Regions from separate parts of the Homo sapiens genome. Here region 2 is linked to region 1. A link is a loop called in an ENCODE intact Hi-C map of the cell type or tissue named here. Cell type or tissue: ascending aorta. All regions are shown on one strand. Each heading gives the region's core, and the rest is flanking DNA. Links, peaks and the distances in the headings are about the cores only. Region 1 has its middle 66 kb from the start of LINC01625. Region 2 has its middle 130 kb from the start of LINC01625.

Region 1 (8,340 bases), core at 224-8,223:
CACCCCGTTGCTTGCAAAACTGATCTCTCCTCTTTTCCTCTAATTTGGTTTCCCTCCTCTGAGTGCCCATGTGCCTGAAGGCAGGCTAGGGCCCCTCTTCAGCCTCAGGATGAGGGCGGGGCGGTGCATCTTGAGTAGGTAAGTCAACTATGGAGATACTATCTATCTGCCTTGCTAAATGATTGGGTTTATGCTTAGGTATGTAATATGGTCTGACCAAGCTTTTTGGAAAGTTTTCTTCACTTTCCAAAGAGACACACCTAGTGGACATTCCCTTCCCACCTCTGGACCTCAGTATCTCTGTGTGGCGTGGACATTCCAGTAACTGTCTTAGGGCCATGGAGGAAGCTAGCCTGTAAGGATGACCTTGTCCATGAGGTGTGACGGACTGGAAAGATGGTCACAGATCATGGAGCTGCCAACCTAACTGTCCTGGAACTTTCATAACTCTGGCCCTCATGCCATAAAAAATGATAAGTGTTCTCACTGTTTAAACTACTTTAGTTGCATTTTTGTGTAATTTGTAGCCAAAATGCATCCTAACTGATACACTTATCCAAGGAGCCTGGGGGTGGCAGAAATGGAACAAGAATCCAGAACTTTAAAATAGCAAGTACTGTACTGCTTGGGCCTTATTTACAAATCATAGCTTGAGAGAATTCATTCATCCTGCTCAGTAAGAGCAGTTTGTTCCTTTCACTTCAGGAATTTTGGTCCCTGTATACTTCGAAGTCTCTGAAAGAATAACATTATTTGATTACAGGAATGTTCTACTTCCTTGCTTCCATTGTGTGTTCAACTCTGGTGACATCTTGATGGGCTTCTTCTGGGAAAACATATTTACTTTTTCATTTTTAGCTTCTCATCCAGGGATATCCAGTTACACTATAAATGTCATCTATTGGCAAATATAATTTGCCTACAGAGGCCTGGACCAACAGTCCCTCGGTGAATTCATGACAAAACGCCTGAATGTGGAATCAGGGTAGTCGCATGTTCAAACCAAAACTCTATCCGCTGCTGGTCCAAGGTGCCTCTTGCTGTTGCCAATTAGCCGGGACACCCAGAACTAACCCAGGAGCTTATAAAGGTAATGAGTGGTTTCAAATCACCCACAGACACCCATAGTAAATGGAAAAGCTTTTGTCTTTTGTCAACATCTTTAATGGTTTCAGTTGGTAAATTATTAACAGAATATATGTGGAGTCCTCAGCATTTCAAATACATTTGCTTTCTGAACAGGAACATTGGAGAACAGTCTCTCCTGCCAAGTTCCAAGTTGCAGGTGCCCACTCTTCTGCCCTCCCTCCCTGTCTCCTGCCCTGGGCTGTGTTAGGATCTTTCTTCTCTTGCTAAAGGGGGCTTCTCTCCACACTCCTGAGAGCTCTTAGCTTCTTGTGCACATTTACCCTTGTCCAGGCCCTGTCGTATGAATAGTTCTATTTCATTCGACTCTTCCTCTCCAGACATGTGGGAGAAAGATGACAATTTGAAAAACATAGGCCAGCCGTGGTGGCTCACGCCTGTAATCCCTCACTTTGGGAGGCCGAGGTGGGTGGATCACTTGATCCCAGGAGTTCGAGACCAGCCTGGGCAACATAGTGAGACATCATCTTTACAAAAAATAAAAAATTAGCTGGGTGTGGTGGCACATGCCTGTAGTCCCAGCTACTTAGGAGGCTGAGGTGGGAGGATCACTTGAGCCTGGGGAGTTTGAGGCTGCAGTGAATTGAGATTGTGCCACTGCACTCCAGCCTGGGTGACAAAGTGAGACTCTGTCTCATAAATAAAGAAATAAAAATTAAAACAACAACAACAACAACAACAACAACAAAACCCTAGGCTGGGCGCAGTAGCTCACGCCTGTAATCCTAGCACTTCGGGAGGCTGGGGCAGGTGGATCACTTCAGGTCAGTGGTTCTAGACCAGCCTGGCTAACATGGTGAAACCCCATCTCTACTAAAAACACAAAAATTACCCAGGCATGGTGGTGCATGCCTGTAATCCCAGCTACTTGGGAGGCTGAGACAGGAGAATTGTTTGAACTTGGGAGGCGGAGGTGGCAGTCAGCAGAGATCGGGCCACTGCACTGCAGCCTGGGCAACAGAGCAAGACTGTCTCAAAAAAACAAACAAACAAAAAACCTGGTTCTAGTAAAGGCTCTCCCACTTACTAACTTATTCACCTTGCGTAAATCACTTAACTTCCCTCAGCCTTGGTGTCTTTCAGCTGTCAATTGGCAATTGTCACACTCTTTGTGGTATCTATGTCTCAGAAGCTTCAGAATCAAGCAATCTAATCCCTGTCGAGAGCCTGAAAACCTTATAGTTCTCACTATTGGGTACTGTTTATGTTGACATTTTTTCTTCACAGGAGGTTCACAACACATCCGTTGAAATGCTGGGATTGTGACTGACTCAGTTAGGCAGGAAGAACAAGTCCTCGTGTCAATGAGTGGAAGGATGACACATTTGCTGGAAAATACAGTGTGTTGTCGTATTCACACTAACACCACTGAGAAGTTGATCCTGTTATTATTATTCGCAGCGACATTTCCTGGCTTAGACCTAGCGTACTGGGTAATGCCCATATGTTCAGAACAGTCAATACTGCAACGGCGAAAGGGAAAGGCTCGGGGGGTGGTGGACTACTGGAAGGGTAAATGGGAGAGACAGGTTATACTTTTATCAAGATTTTCTTTCTTTCTTTTTTTTTTTTTTAAAGAGCATTAGCTGTTACATTGTTATGATTACATCTGTGGGACAGGAGACATGGACCGGAGTTAAAAAGCAATAAAGCATATAGGCTATCACTGTCTCTAACACAGTGACTCTTGGCAAAATAGGTAGCTTCTCTAAATTTTTCTCATTAATTAAACGGAAATGGGAATGGTAACTACCTCCATTGGGTTGCTGTGAGTATTAAATGAGATAACATGCAAAGTAACTAGCACATGATGATACTATGTGCATGTGCATGGCTAGCGCACACAAGTGTGGGTGCACTTGAATATTACCCAGTTTCTGGTTCACTGAGGAGCCACCCATTCCACCAATCATTTGCTGATCCTATATAAACATAATGCTATGCTGCAAGGCAGTGAGCTCCCAAGTTGCTTAGAATCTAGATAGGAAGTAACGCCAGGCACTGTGTCTTACACTTATAATCCCAGCACTTTGGGAGGCCGAGGCAGGTGGATTAACTGAGGTTAGGAGTTTGAGACCAGCCTGGCCAACATGGAGAAACCCCATCTCTAGTAAAAATATAAAAATTACCCGGGCGTGGTGGTGGGCACCTGTAGTCACAGCTGCTTGAGAGACTGAGGCAGGAGAATGGCTTGAACCCAGGAGGCGGAGCTTGCAGTGAGCTGAGATCGCACCACTGCACTCCAGCCTGGGCGACAGAGCGAGACTCTGTCTCAGAAAAAAAAAAAAAAAAAGAAAGGAAAAAAAAAAGAAAATGAAGAAGACAAGGACACAGAAAACAAGGAACAATACAGAAGGAAAGTAAATAAATTAAGATGCTAAGTACAGACCATTACTGATTATAAGTGCTGAGAAAAGTATTAGTCACTTGAGACCTGAAAAACTCACAGAAGTGCTTCACAGGCAGCATATCATGGAGAATGACTATGTTTTAAATTAGGGAAAAAATTCCAGGTGTAGAGCAAGAAGAGCAAAGCCATGCTGAGGAAGGAGAAGAAATCCTGGCTAGCCGGAATGCCCAGCCAATGGGAACTGGCCGGATTGCAAGGCAAGATCGGGCATCCCTTCCAGGGACGCCGTCATTGGCTCGAACACCGATAGGGTCTGCTCAGTCATTGCTCAGGAATTCTTGCTTCTAAAGGGAGCAGCTGCAATGAGCAATGCCTGGGAACACATTATTAACTCGCAATACACAGTGTGGCCCGCTCTTCCTTTCTGTAAACAGTTACTTGGTGATCAACAACGTCTACTGAGTGGTTTTGGTTTGCTAGGCATTAAGAAAGGTTATGAAGCAAGTTGAGACCATGCAAGATACCTGGCCAGAAGATCATTCTCAGTATGAACGTAGGATAAAACACACAGGTCACGAGAATAAATGTTTACAGAATAGGAGAGCTACACGTTTTAAGAAAGAACATACAAACCAGCATAATATAAATAGAAGCTGGGGTGACATGCCCCATTTGTTGACAAGGGTGGGGTAGTTGTGAGGTTGGTGTGTGTGCAAAGCAACATTGGGAAAAGCTGAAATCACGATTTGACTCTGCTTCCCCTGATGCAACAGAGGCCTACTCAGCCTTGGGGGAGCAGGCGACTCGCCACAGTATTTCCTGTTTGCTTGTCACGTTGCCCATTGTATTTGATCTTGCTCCAGCAAAGCGGTGGTGATGTGTTCAATCATTATTTCTTAATCCTCTCCATCTTCTCTCTCATTTTCTTTCTTATTCATTGATCATGTGTCTCCACTCATTCCACCTCAGCCTGATGCTTGGTGGAAGTTGAACAACTTCCTCCCTCAGTTGCTGACAATTCTTTCTCATCCTGCAATATTTTTAGAATGTTCTGGGATTGTGGGGATCCTTGGATGCATTCAGCTTCTTGCTAAGTGTTGGGGCAAGCAAAACTCTGGCAGGTGAGTTGACTGCGTCTGTAATTTAGAATGAGAGTGAGAGAAAATATAAATGTGGGTACTAAAAAATGGTGTTAGTCTTGGAAAACGAGGTTCAATCATAGCTCTCTAAGGTTTGTATATGCTCATAAACACAACTGATAGAAGCAAAGAACAACCACTTCCAGTCAGACACCTGCCAAGTCTTTGGGAAGTTGAGGCAGAAAAGATGATGGAATGGCTAGGAGGGGCTCTCCCATCAGCTTGATCTCCTGGGAGCAGTGACTGGTTCTTTTTCCTCTCTGCTGGATGCATTGTAAATGCTCACTTAGAGCCTTGCATGCATGAATAAATGAACAAACTCTAAAACGTTTCCATGGCTAAGAAGTAACTTTGAGCCAAGCCATAGTCTTCTGAGGCTTAACTTCTAGGTTTAGCAGAAAATCACTGTGGCTCTGAATTGTTCCTGGACTGACTGCAAGTTTTGGTCATTTGGTGTTTCCTTTGGAATAAAACCACTATGTGAGGCCTGAGATCAAGCGCCTGTGCAGCTTTTCCTGGAGAAATACTGTTGGTGGTTGCAGGGTCTTTTTGTTTCTAGAGTTTTATTTTCTGAGACCCCTTGCCATTAATATTAGTATAGCTGTAGAATTTCGACATTTAAATTTTATATATAAATTATAGCATTTAACATGTGAGTATTCAAAATCCACAACTATTTACTTTCTAAGTAAAATACACATTATTTTGCATAAGAATAAATAGCAAAAAGTATCACATAGAAGAAAATCCACATTGTAACTTTGTCATAATAATGTCCTTGGATCTATGATTCTTTTTAAGAAAAAAAGAAAGAACTATTTGTCGCATGGACTAGGGAAAAATGGGTGGGGGATACAGGCACCTTCTTTGACAAAAAAGGAATTATATTTTGTGTCATTCAACATTTTTCTCTCTCCTTTTTCTGCCAACCAAAGAACAAAACAAAACAAAAACTCAAAAAACAAAGAAATCACTGCAACAATAGCAGCAACAACAAAAATACTTAATAAGAGGATTTAGGTGGAATGCTATAAAAATTAGATCAGCAAATAAGATTATGGAATTTCATGTGGTTTCTATAATTCTAGGAAAGAGATGTTTTATGTGTTGCTACTAAAGGAAAGTGGGATATAGAAGAGAACAAGAAGAAAGAGAAGAAAGACAAGGAAAGAAAAATCTCTGTGTCATGGTCAGTGTTTTCCAACAGGGCACTATTCGCATTTGGGGTACGGTGATTAACCATATTTTATAAAAATGAAGAAGAATTCTGATAGGAACTTAAACATGAGTTGTACTCCTCTTGATTAAGTGTACATTTTATTTCGACTTCCAAAATCCCTAATGTTTTAAACTTTTTTTGAAAGAGGATTTCTTCCTGTTACAGTTTATAAATGTCTCAAAGTGTGGGTGTATGGCAAACCATTCCAAATTTACCCTCAGAGAAGTATTCTTTACTTTTTTGACTGTTCTGGTTCTCCATTTGACTTTTGCATGAGAATCCTCAGCTCACTGTGCTCTTCCGTCTTTAAATGCACCCTCTCGGGTGAACTAATTCATTCTCATGGCTTCAGTTGCTGTTGATGGCCTAGTTTTCACACCCGGCACTGACATTCCAACTACTCTTCATCCCTAAGTCTTATGCAAGGGTGAGAATTTGCACTTAGATCTATTTTCCTCATCTAAGAAACTGATAAAAATCAAACTCATCTACTTTTCTTTTGCAATATCGATGACACCATCATTTACTGAGTTTTTAAATTTCACTAGTATTTGTCTATTATAAACCTATTATGCTAAGTTCTAGTGATACGATGGTGACAAAACAGGCAGAGCCCTGATGTCATGGAACTTTATAGTATAGGGGTAGAAAGGTATTAGTAAAATGATCACACAAATATTTATAATAGAGATAATGGTCATGAGAAAAATTACAAATTCCTACAAATGTACAATATAAAGACTTCACATAGCCTGATCAAAAAAAAAAAAAAAAAAATGCCGGGCAAGGTGGCTCATACCTGTAATCCCAGCACTTTGGGAGGCCGAGGTGGGTGGATCACCTGAGGTCAGGAGTTCGAGACCGGCCTGCCCAACATGGTGAAACACCGTCTCTACTAAAAATACAAAAAATTAGCTGGGCATGATGGCAGGCGCCTATAATCCCAGCTACTTGGGAGGCTAAGGCAGGAGAATCACTTGAACCCGGGAGGCAGAGGATGCAGTGAGCCAAGATCATGCCACTGCACTCCAGCCTGGGTGACAAGAGTGAAACTCTGTCTCAAAAAATCAATCAATCAATCAATAAGAAATAAAAGAAAAACTTTTTAGACTGCATTTCCTTTAAATCCCCAACTCCCTCAATCACTAAGACCTATTGGCTGCACCCCCATTTTTATAGCTGCAGCTCTATTGGAGGGCCCTCTATTTCTGCCCTCCAATTAGCATGAATTACTCTAATTAGATCCTCACTGGACTCTGTCTATTGTAGATCATCAGCACACGGCTGTCATGTTAATATTCTTAAATGTTCATTTTTTTCACATCACTCCTCAACTTAATCTCCAGTGATCCCCAATAATCCACTGAATTTACTTCAGCATATTACTGTGCCTAGGTGTGTTCATTGTGCTAATAGAAAATCTATCACCACCTCCTATTCAGAATTACACATGCTGTTCCCTACACTCAGAGTGCTGCAGTTCTTCTCTTCTGTACCCCTCACCTTGCATATTTCAGTGGTTTTCAAGCCCTCAACACTTGGAGAGTGGGGGATGACAGGGGAAGAATAGGGGAGGTAGAGAGTGTTGGGAGGTAGGCTCAGGTCTTAGAACCCTCTGCACTGGATTTCCTTAAAATTTCATTTGAGGAAAGGGGTCCAAGGCAAAACAACAACAACTTGAAATCATTGTGCTGTTGAAGTTTCCAGTTAAGATTCATCTACCCTCATCACCCACTTCCTCCCAACATTGACTTTTCTCCTCTGTCTTCAGTCTCCAGAGTGGTGTAACTGTACTCCTAGATGAGGTGTGGTGTTTTAAGCATTCAACTCTTAATAAATTTGCCTCCTTGAGTCTTGTTTTCTACTTCTTTTGCATTCCCTAAAGTGCTTTACTATTGCATAAATGAATGAACAACTTGAGGAACACATGAATGCTCTGTGGTACTTTTAACTAGTGAGAAATTTCTGTTTATAAAATTATGGTTCTAATCTATCCTTAGCCATTTTCAGCAATGAGATAAATAGAAATAATCAATATATCATAAGTGACGTTCTGTTTGGGTTTCCCTGCCAGATGCGGGGGAATCCACATACCTGGCCAAAAAATAAGGGAAGGAGTTGGTCAGAAGTGATGAGAATGTTCTCTCTGAAACTCCTTATTCACTGGAATTGGCTGCCTGCCTTGTTCTGCCTCCTTCAATGCCCCCAAGGTTTACCTTTGCTAATCTGTGACATGGAGATTCAAATGTTTTCTTTCTTTTCTTTTCTTTTTCTTTTTTTTTTTTTTTTTTTTTTGAGACCAGTCTCGCTCTGTCACCCAGGCTGGAGTGCGGTGGCGCGATCTCAGCTCGCTGCAATCTCCACCTCCTGGGTTCACGCCATTCTCCTGCCTCAGCCTCCCGAGTAGCTGGGACTACAGGGGCCCACCACCACGCCCGGCTGATTTTTTGTATTTTTAGTAGAGACGGGGTTTCACCGTGTTAGCC
Region 2 (8,340 bases), core at 260-8,259, 66 kb after region 1:
GAGCGGGCAGATCACCTGAGTTTGGGAGTTCTAGACCAGCCTGACCAACATGGTGAAACCCCATCTCTACTAAAAATACAAAAATTAACCGGGTGCAGTGGCAGGCGCCTGTAATCCCAGCTACTCAGGAGACTGAAGCAGAGAATCACTTGAACCAAGGAGGCGGAGATTGCAGTGAGCTGAGATCGCACCATTGCACTCCAGCCTGGGCGACAGAGTGAGACTCCGTCTCAAACAAAACAAAACAAAACAAAACAGAAGTTTCTTAGTCATTTACCTGTATATACCTCTGAGCCAGTCCCATGCCTCAGCCCGCTAACTGATGGTAAATACTTGATCATCTATAGCTATCCCAGTGGAACCATAGTAAGGACATCTGGACAAGACCCCCAGAGCTTCCCCTGGCCATGCAGTGCTGAGAACAGCCTTCCATGCTCGTAGAGGGGGAGGAGGCCCATGGAGATGGTGAATCTACAGATTATTGAGCCCTAGATAAAAGGGCCCCTCTTCCTTCATCTAGAGTTTCTCTGTTTCCTCTAATTTTCTGGCATCCAGAGGTGTGCCTAGTCTCCACTAAAACTTACTATTTGGAGGCCTTTTATCCTGCCCTGTTCCTGCAGGCTTCTTTTTTTCAATGCCAGACCCTGCCTCCTATTCCTTATCTCAGTCACCTCAGACAGGCATTCTCACAGTCTAGCTTTGCAACAGACACTCCGGATTGCACCCTATGGCTTGGAAGCTGTGTCTGTTTCTTGTTTCCTTGGATTAGGAGAGTTGCTGGGCGGGGGTCTGAACTAGCCCCACTGCCCTCTCCCTTATCCTTTACCTCCCACCCCCTCATTTCCATTTGACTCCAGCCTAGTCCACTCTCACCCTGGCCTCTCTTCTGTCCTGGGTTTTTGTCCCACTTAACCAGCTCATTTCCTCTACCTCTATTTCCCTCCAGGGCTTCCCTGCACAGTTGGACTTTCTGCCGACAATAAGCACCTCAATGTGAATGACTTTATTTGACCCTTTGTTGCCAGTGAATACTGACAAGCAAGGAAAATGGAGATAAGGGATTTGGAAACTTTTAAGGGGAAGCAGGGAGAAAGAGGAAGGCTGCTTTTGAAGGGGAGGTGAAAGGACAGAGGCAACAGGAATTGTGGACATAAATGGTAAACTAGACAATCTGTCTTGATACCTATTTGTACGGCCTTCCAGCTCTGCTCACTCCAAACATGGCAAGTTTTGCCTTATATGATTGTGGTTCCTGTGTACCTCTCACGTTCCTTCATTTCGTTCATCCGTTCGACAAATTTTTGTTGGCTGCCAACTCCAAGCCAGTCGTTATTACAGGTACTAGGGATTCAATGGTGGGCAAAGTGAACTCTCAGGAAGTCTACAGAGGAAGAAATGGAAATCAAATTATCACATGATTAATGTAAATGGAGTGGGGGAGTTACATGATGCAGAGAAAGGTTATGATATATGAGTTTAACCAGTTCACTAATATCTGGAAAAATATCTCAGGAAAAGTAAGAAGGTTGCGAAGATTTAGTGGCAATATAGGGTATAATGTGGTGAAGATAGAAAGAAATACCTTTATTGCAAAATCAGAAGATAATGAGCAAAAGCTCTGTGGGAGAAAGGAACATCGTGTGTCCAAAGGACGGAAGGAAGATCTGCATGTCTGGGAGGCAGAGAGTGGGTGGGAAAGGTTATGGGATGTGTCTGGAGAAGGGGGTTAAGCATTTTGCTCTTTCTCCTAAGAGGAATGGGAAGTTATCCACTATTGCATAACAATTTATCCTCAAACTTAGTGGCTTAAAACAATTATAAACATTTAGTATCTCAGTTTCTGTGGGTCAGGAATCCAGGAGCAGCTTAGCCAGGCAGCTCTAGCTTTAGGTCTCTCAGAAAGTTGCTGACAAGATATCTTACAGGGCTGAAGTCATCTGAAGTCTTGACTAGGGCGACGGATCTGCTTATAAGGTGGCTCACGTCGTTGGAAAATTAGTTTTGACTGTTGGTGAGAAGCTTGAGCTACTTCTCCATAAGGCTGCTTGAATTTCCATGCCATGGTAGCTGTCTTCTCCGAGAGTAAGTAATGAGAGAGAGAGAAAGAGAGAAACAGAGAAAGAGAGAGAGAGACAGAGACAGAGAGAGGGAGAAAGAGAGAGAGAGAGAGGCAAAGGTATATTTTTAAAAGCTTAGCCTCAGAAGTCACATTGCACTTCCATCACATCTATTTGTTAAAAATAAGTAACTAGGGCCGGGCGTGGTGGCTCACACCTGTAATCTCAGCACTTTGGGAGGCTGAGATGGGCAGATAGCCTGAGGTCAGGAGTTTGAGACCAGCCTGGCCAACATGGTGGAAACCCCATCTCTACTAAAAATACGAAAATTAGCCAGGCGTGGTGGCGCATGCCTGTAATCCCAGCTACTTGGGAGGCTAAGGCAGGAGAATCACTTGAACCTGGGAGGTGGAGGTTGCAGCGAGCCAAGATCATGCCATTGCACTCCAGCCTGGGCAACAAGAGCGAGACTTCATCTCAAAAAAAAAAAAAAGTAGCTAATTCCGTTCCACATTTTATTAAGGAGAGGAGAACTAGGCTTCACTTTTAAAAGAAGTAACATCAAATAATTTGGGGCATATTTAAAAACCACCAAACCGTTAAAGAGAGTTAAGCAGGAATGGTCACATGATTAGATTTGCCTTTCAAAAAAATGATACTCTAAATGGAAAACCAATTAAATAGGACCAGTATGAAAGTGGGTACACTGGTTAATAGATATTAAGTGATATCAGGTGTGAGATGTTGGTAGGGTAGAGTAGGATGCTGATAAAGATGAAGAGAAAAGATGAAGGTAAAATAGGTCTTGGCAATCAATTGGATTTGAAGGTTGAAGGAGAGGGAATAGTATAGATTCTTAGATTTCTGGTTTGAATAGATAATGTGGTACTCACTGACATGGAGAATACCAGGAGAATACCACTTTGGTCTATGATAGATGGTGGGGGTTAGCATGATTTTTATTTAAGACATATTAACTTTGGAGTATCTTTGAGATATCCCAGTACAATTATCAAGTAGTTTCTTGGTTTTAAAACTTGGTTTAGAACTGAGAAGAGAGTTCTCAGCTGGAGATATAAATTAGCGAATTATCTATACATAGATAGGAAGGAAATCTCTGGATTTGATGAGATCTCTTAGAGAAAGAATGATATGAAAAGAGAAGAGGATTTTGGGGAGATTGGATTTTGTCCAGCAAGTATTCACTCTCTTCTGTCTTTATTATGGCTATTATTTCCTATGGAGTATACTTCCCCGTCCCATTGGTGCTGGCCTTGGCCATGTGATTTGTTTTGGCCAGTGAGATGTCAGCAGAGGTGACAGGAGCAGATGTTTGAATTGTGCAGTGGAACTTTCCCTTTTGTGCTCTTTCCTTTTGCTTCATAAAGAACATGCCTTGGATAGCCACTGGTTTATAGAGGAATTAGCACGTTTGGACCCAATTCAAAGTTTGGAGCCAAGTCCAGCTGACTCAAGCCTACGTAAGCTGAACCCTATCCACAGATATTGAGCAAGAGATAAATGCTTACTTTTGCAAACCACTAAAATGTCAAGGTTTTGTTGTTGTTATGCAGCATTGTGCTAACAGCCGACTGATGCAAAGGCCTAGGATCTAGTGGCAAGAAACACTATTCTGGTTTTTTTTGTTTATTGTTTTTTTTTTGAGACAGAGTCTCGCTCTGTCGTTCAGGCTGGAGTAGAGTGGTGTGATCTTGGCTCACTGCAACATCCACCTCCCAAGTTCAAGCGATTCTCCTGCCCCAGCCTCCCAGGTAGCTGGGACAACAGGCGCCCGCCACAACGCCCAGCTAATTTTTGAATTTTTAGTAGAGGCGGGGTTTCACCATGTTGGCCAGGCTGGTCTCGAACTCCTGACCTCAAATGATCCACCCATCTTGGCCTCCCAAAGTGCTGGGATTACAGGCATGAACCACCGCGCCTAGCCAAGAAACACTATTCTTTAAAGTTCTTATTAGATTGCGTGCAAATTAAGAGTAGTATTTATGTTTGATACATGGTTGTATTAGCAAAACAGCATAAAGTCTTGGTCAAATACTTGGTGAATGTATGAAAGCATGGACGGACACAGTCTAATTTAGGCATGGCTATTTATCATAGATGTCTATAAGTCACATACACATATTCTTTTTTTTTTTTTTTTTTTTTTTTGAGATGGAGTCTCACTCTGTCACCAGGCTAGAGTATAGTGGCACGATCTTGGCTCACTGCAACCTCCACCTCCCAGGATCAAGCAATTCTCCTGCCTCAGCCTCTGCAGTATCTGGGACTACAGGCACGCACCACCATGCCCAGGTAATTTTTGTATTTTTAGTACAGATGGGGTTTCATCATGTTGGCCAGGATGGTCTCAATCTCTTCACCTAGTGACCCGCCTGCCTCAGCTGCCCAAAGTGCTGGGATTACAGGCGTGAGCCACTGCGCCCGGTGCATACATTCTTATAATAGCTCTTCCAAGCAGTGCGTCCTCAAAGAAGAAGATGCTCGAAGAAAGCTTGATGCTGCCGTCTTCAAGATCAAGAACTGCATCCCTTTCCCTGAGTACATTTTCCTTACATGTTGTAAAGAAATGCCCTAGAAAATTGATGTTCTATCTAAATACTATGTGAATATTTTAGAATATATTTTATTGTTGTTTTTAAAGCAGATTTCAAGTGAAGAAATTTTAAAATTAAAAAAGAAAGTTATTAGTGGCAATAAACACGCCTGTAAATAGTGTGTCAATGGAATGAAGGCAATCAAAGTGGCTCTTTTGGCTACTAACGTTTTCATAAAAGCTTTGATTAGTTATGAGGTAATTGTGAGAGATGATGAGTTGGAATCCAAGAAAGAAAAAATAGTTTCTCTAGTTTAACAGCTGTGGAATCTTTTGGTAATTGCTGGAATATTCCTTTTCAGTAAACTTAAAGTTTGCTTTTCTTTACATTACAGTTGAATGCTTGATGTGAAATATAAATTTTAACTTTGTCTTATTTACAACTTTCTTCTTCAGTGTGATTCTAAATTATAGTTGAGAAGGAGAGAAAGACAGCACTTGGGTTTATATGTTATCTCCATTAAATAGAAAAACTGTAGGAAAAGCAAAAAAAAAAATAGGTGGCATTTAAAATATTTGCCTTTTCACATTCTGGTTGTTAATTAAAATGTGATTTTTTTCCCCCACAAATGTCTATATAAAAATTGTGTGCCTGTGTGCATACAGGCAAGTGCAGTTGTCCAGTGTTTATAGGGGACATGTTAAATTATACCTTGCCTAGTTTGACCACAGTGTGAAATTTTAAAGTACAAACACGATCAAAAAGAAGAGTGGTTTCAAAAATGAAGGAACAACAACATTCCATTCTCCCAGAACCTTTTCAGTCTCTCAAACAGCTACCCCCTACTCTCTTCTCCCAGCAGTCACCAGAAACAACATCCCATTCCCCACACCACCCCCCACCCAAGAGTAAAGAGTACCATCAACTCTGAGAAAGAAACTGCAGAAATAACAAAATTTATTGGAGTGGATAATTCCTCACAGAAACTGCCAATCAGCTATAGACGCAAATCTGCCTTCCTTATCCTTCACCCCACCCCTTAGTTGGGCAAACAACCTAAACCCTCAGGAGAAACTTCGCCTTTCAGCCAAAGAATAATACAGATGACACTGCCAACCTGGAATATTTTGCTTGTACTTCCCTTCTACCTTCTTTATTACAACAGCTGACTGTGTAGCTGTGAGTCTTTTTGCCTTTTCATTTTGTTCAGGGTTCAAAAAAGTTATTATTTTACCCCAAAAGAATCACATAAACATGGTTAAAAAAGCAAACAGTGCAGAAAGTAAATGTCTCCCTCCCCTCACCACTCCTTCCTCCTTTTCCCAATTCTCTTAGACTTCCCAACAGCAGAAGTGTTGTGATGGGAGGAGGGAGTGTGTGTGTGTGTGTGTGTGTGTGTGTGTGTGTGCGCGCGCGCATGAGAGAGACAGAGAAAATTGGAGAGAAATTCTTGATGCCATCTTATTTTTGATTTAAGAAGAAAATATGTATCACACACAGAGATCCCTTCATCTCCCCACCCTACTCTCCCCACCAAAAAAACCTCTGCTGTTTAGAACTCTAAGAGAATTACTGGTCAAAAATCTTTCAGATTAAGCTCATTCCAAAGACATTTCCAGTATAACCAAACACTGAGAAACACTGGTATCCAGCCAGGCGCAGCCCCTGCCATCTCTGATTTAGTGCAATTTGATGATGATTAACTCAAAGACAGGATGGAGATGGATTCATGTAATAGGAAACAAAAAATCCTTCATTTATTTATATTTAAAATATCCTCTTTCTTGATTATTTTAGAGAATAAATTTATATACATTTAGGATGACTTTGCTGATAAGGAAAAGTCTCTTGGGCCTTGCATTTCCTTCTTAATTATAAAGGTTTGTGGAATGTTTTTCTGAGAACAGAAACCCTTCCTGAAGGAGTTATTCTTCCTAGAATGTTAGGAGGGTCTCCACTAGGTAAACAATGATGTCAGTGCAAATGTTTGAGTACTCTTCTCTCCCATCCAACTTGGCTTGGGGTTTTTTAGTTCTATTACTTGACTGTTTTTGAAACAGATTGAAAAATTTGCTCACCAAGAGAACAATGATTAACAAAATCTGTAAATTGCATTTCACTTGCTAATCAATAGCTCAAAAGAAAATCTAAATCCATGACTAATGGCCCAGGAGTAAACTACTTGCTTAGAAAAGCCTCTTTCGGTCAAAATGTTCTTTTAGAAATCTTTAGGGTATTTTTCTTTTCTTCTGTTCCCTATGTTATTATTCTACATTTTTAAAAACTTACACACTCTATAAATAATAAGGAAATATATTCCCAGGCCTCATTCTCTTTTTAAATACACATGAGTATCTATCATCAGTTTTTCCTCTGAATATCTATTCTCGGATTTTCCATGAGACATTGTAGAGTATTGGTTAAGAGTGTCTGCTTTGGAAACAGCTGTTCTGACTCAAGACCTTACCAGCTATGTGGTTTAGATTAACTTTCTTAATTTCCTTATACCTCAGTTTTCTCAATTGTAAAATGGGGATGAAATTTATAATCGTAGTGTGAACTTGATAGGATTGTGGTAAAGTCTGAATGAGAAAATGTAAGCCAAGCTCATGTTCTAGTTCTATCCCACAATAAGTCTCAATGAAGGGTGGCTTAAAAAAATAAGATATACAGGCCGGGCACAGTGGCTTACGCCTGTACTCCCAGCACTTTGGGAGGCCAAGGCAGGTGGATAACGAGGTCAGGAGATCAAAACCATCCTGGCCAATATAGTGAAACCCCGTCTCTACTAAAATAAAAAAAAATTAGCTGGGCATGGTGGTGTGCACCAGCTACTCAAGAGGCTAAGGCAGGGGAATTGCTTGAACTCAGGAGGCAGAGGTTGCAGTGAGCTGAGATGGCGCCACTGCACTCCAAATAAATAAACAAATAAATAAATAAGATATACAAAATAAAAAATTTTAAACTTTCAAAAAATCCCCAACTAAAAAAAAAATCAACAAAATATGTGATCTTGGATAAACAGAGCTTACCTCTCCAGACTGTTCTGTGTCTGAAGTTTTGTGACAGTGGGTAAAACAGTACGCATAGATAGAAAGACTAAGTGACAGTCCAGGGATGCCCATGGCAGTGTGCTGGTCTGTGTATGGAATATCTAGAGTATAGACTCTAGAATGAAAAAGTCAAGAGAAGTTATGTAGATCATAGAAAGATTAGACCAAATGGCCCAGGGAAAAATATGTGTTATCAATTGTATTACTGATTGGAGGGCACCGAGACTATGGCTAGTATTTCCATGTGGGAGTTTACACATTTTTGCCTACACAGAATTCAGGGCCAAAGAGATTACTGACTTGGCCTTATTCATCTGAAAAATTTTAAGTTTCAACAACAAAATGTACCTATCAAGGTTATAACACATAATCATATTAGTTCTTTTTCATATGTGTTTGTCTAGAACTGGTGCATTCATTTATTCCCTAAGGAATCAATGTATATCTCTTTCTTTGTCGGCCAAGCCTCCTAGGTCTACTTTCAAGGCTGTTGAGGTAAACTGATAACACCAATAGGGTATTTGGGGTAATTCTGTGAGGCAATGAGGGATGTTTACTACTCTTATTGGGGGGTGGGAGATGGATGGTGTTACAACTATGGAATGATTCTAAAAGGAGGAGTAAATGTCTGCAGAGTGAGAGGGAAGAGGAGAGAGATATTCTGTATGAATAGAG

The links. A loop is a pair of places that touch in the nucleus more often than their neighbours do. Peaks named below come from ENCODE experiments on the same cell type or tissue, not always from the same donor. Only the 100,000 strongest peaks of a DNase experiment are listed, where the experiment ranks them.
Region 2: it touches region 1 in a loop (2.8-fold over the local background); 4 of 110 quality-filtered maps call a loop at or near these places.

The regions. Positions count from the first base shown.
Region 1 is chr6:139,536,163-139,544,502 of GRCh38, forward strand. No RefSeq gene overlaps it. Among named protein-coding and RNA genes, the nearest start is that of LINC01625, 66 kb to the left of the region's middle. In ascending aorta, for the core only: no CTCF peak of the experiment used is centred there; DNase peaks (open chromatin) are centred at 3,779 and 4,299; H3K27ac peaks cover 1,975 bases.
Region 2 is chr6:139,602,030-139,610,369 of GRCh38, forward strand. No RefSeq gene overlaps it. Among named protein-coding and RNA genes, the nearest start is that of LINC01625, 130 kb to the left of the region's middle. In ascending aorta, for the core only: no CTCF peak of the experiment used is centred there; a DNase peak (open chromatin) is centred at 3,502.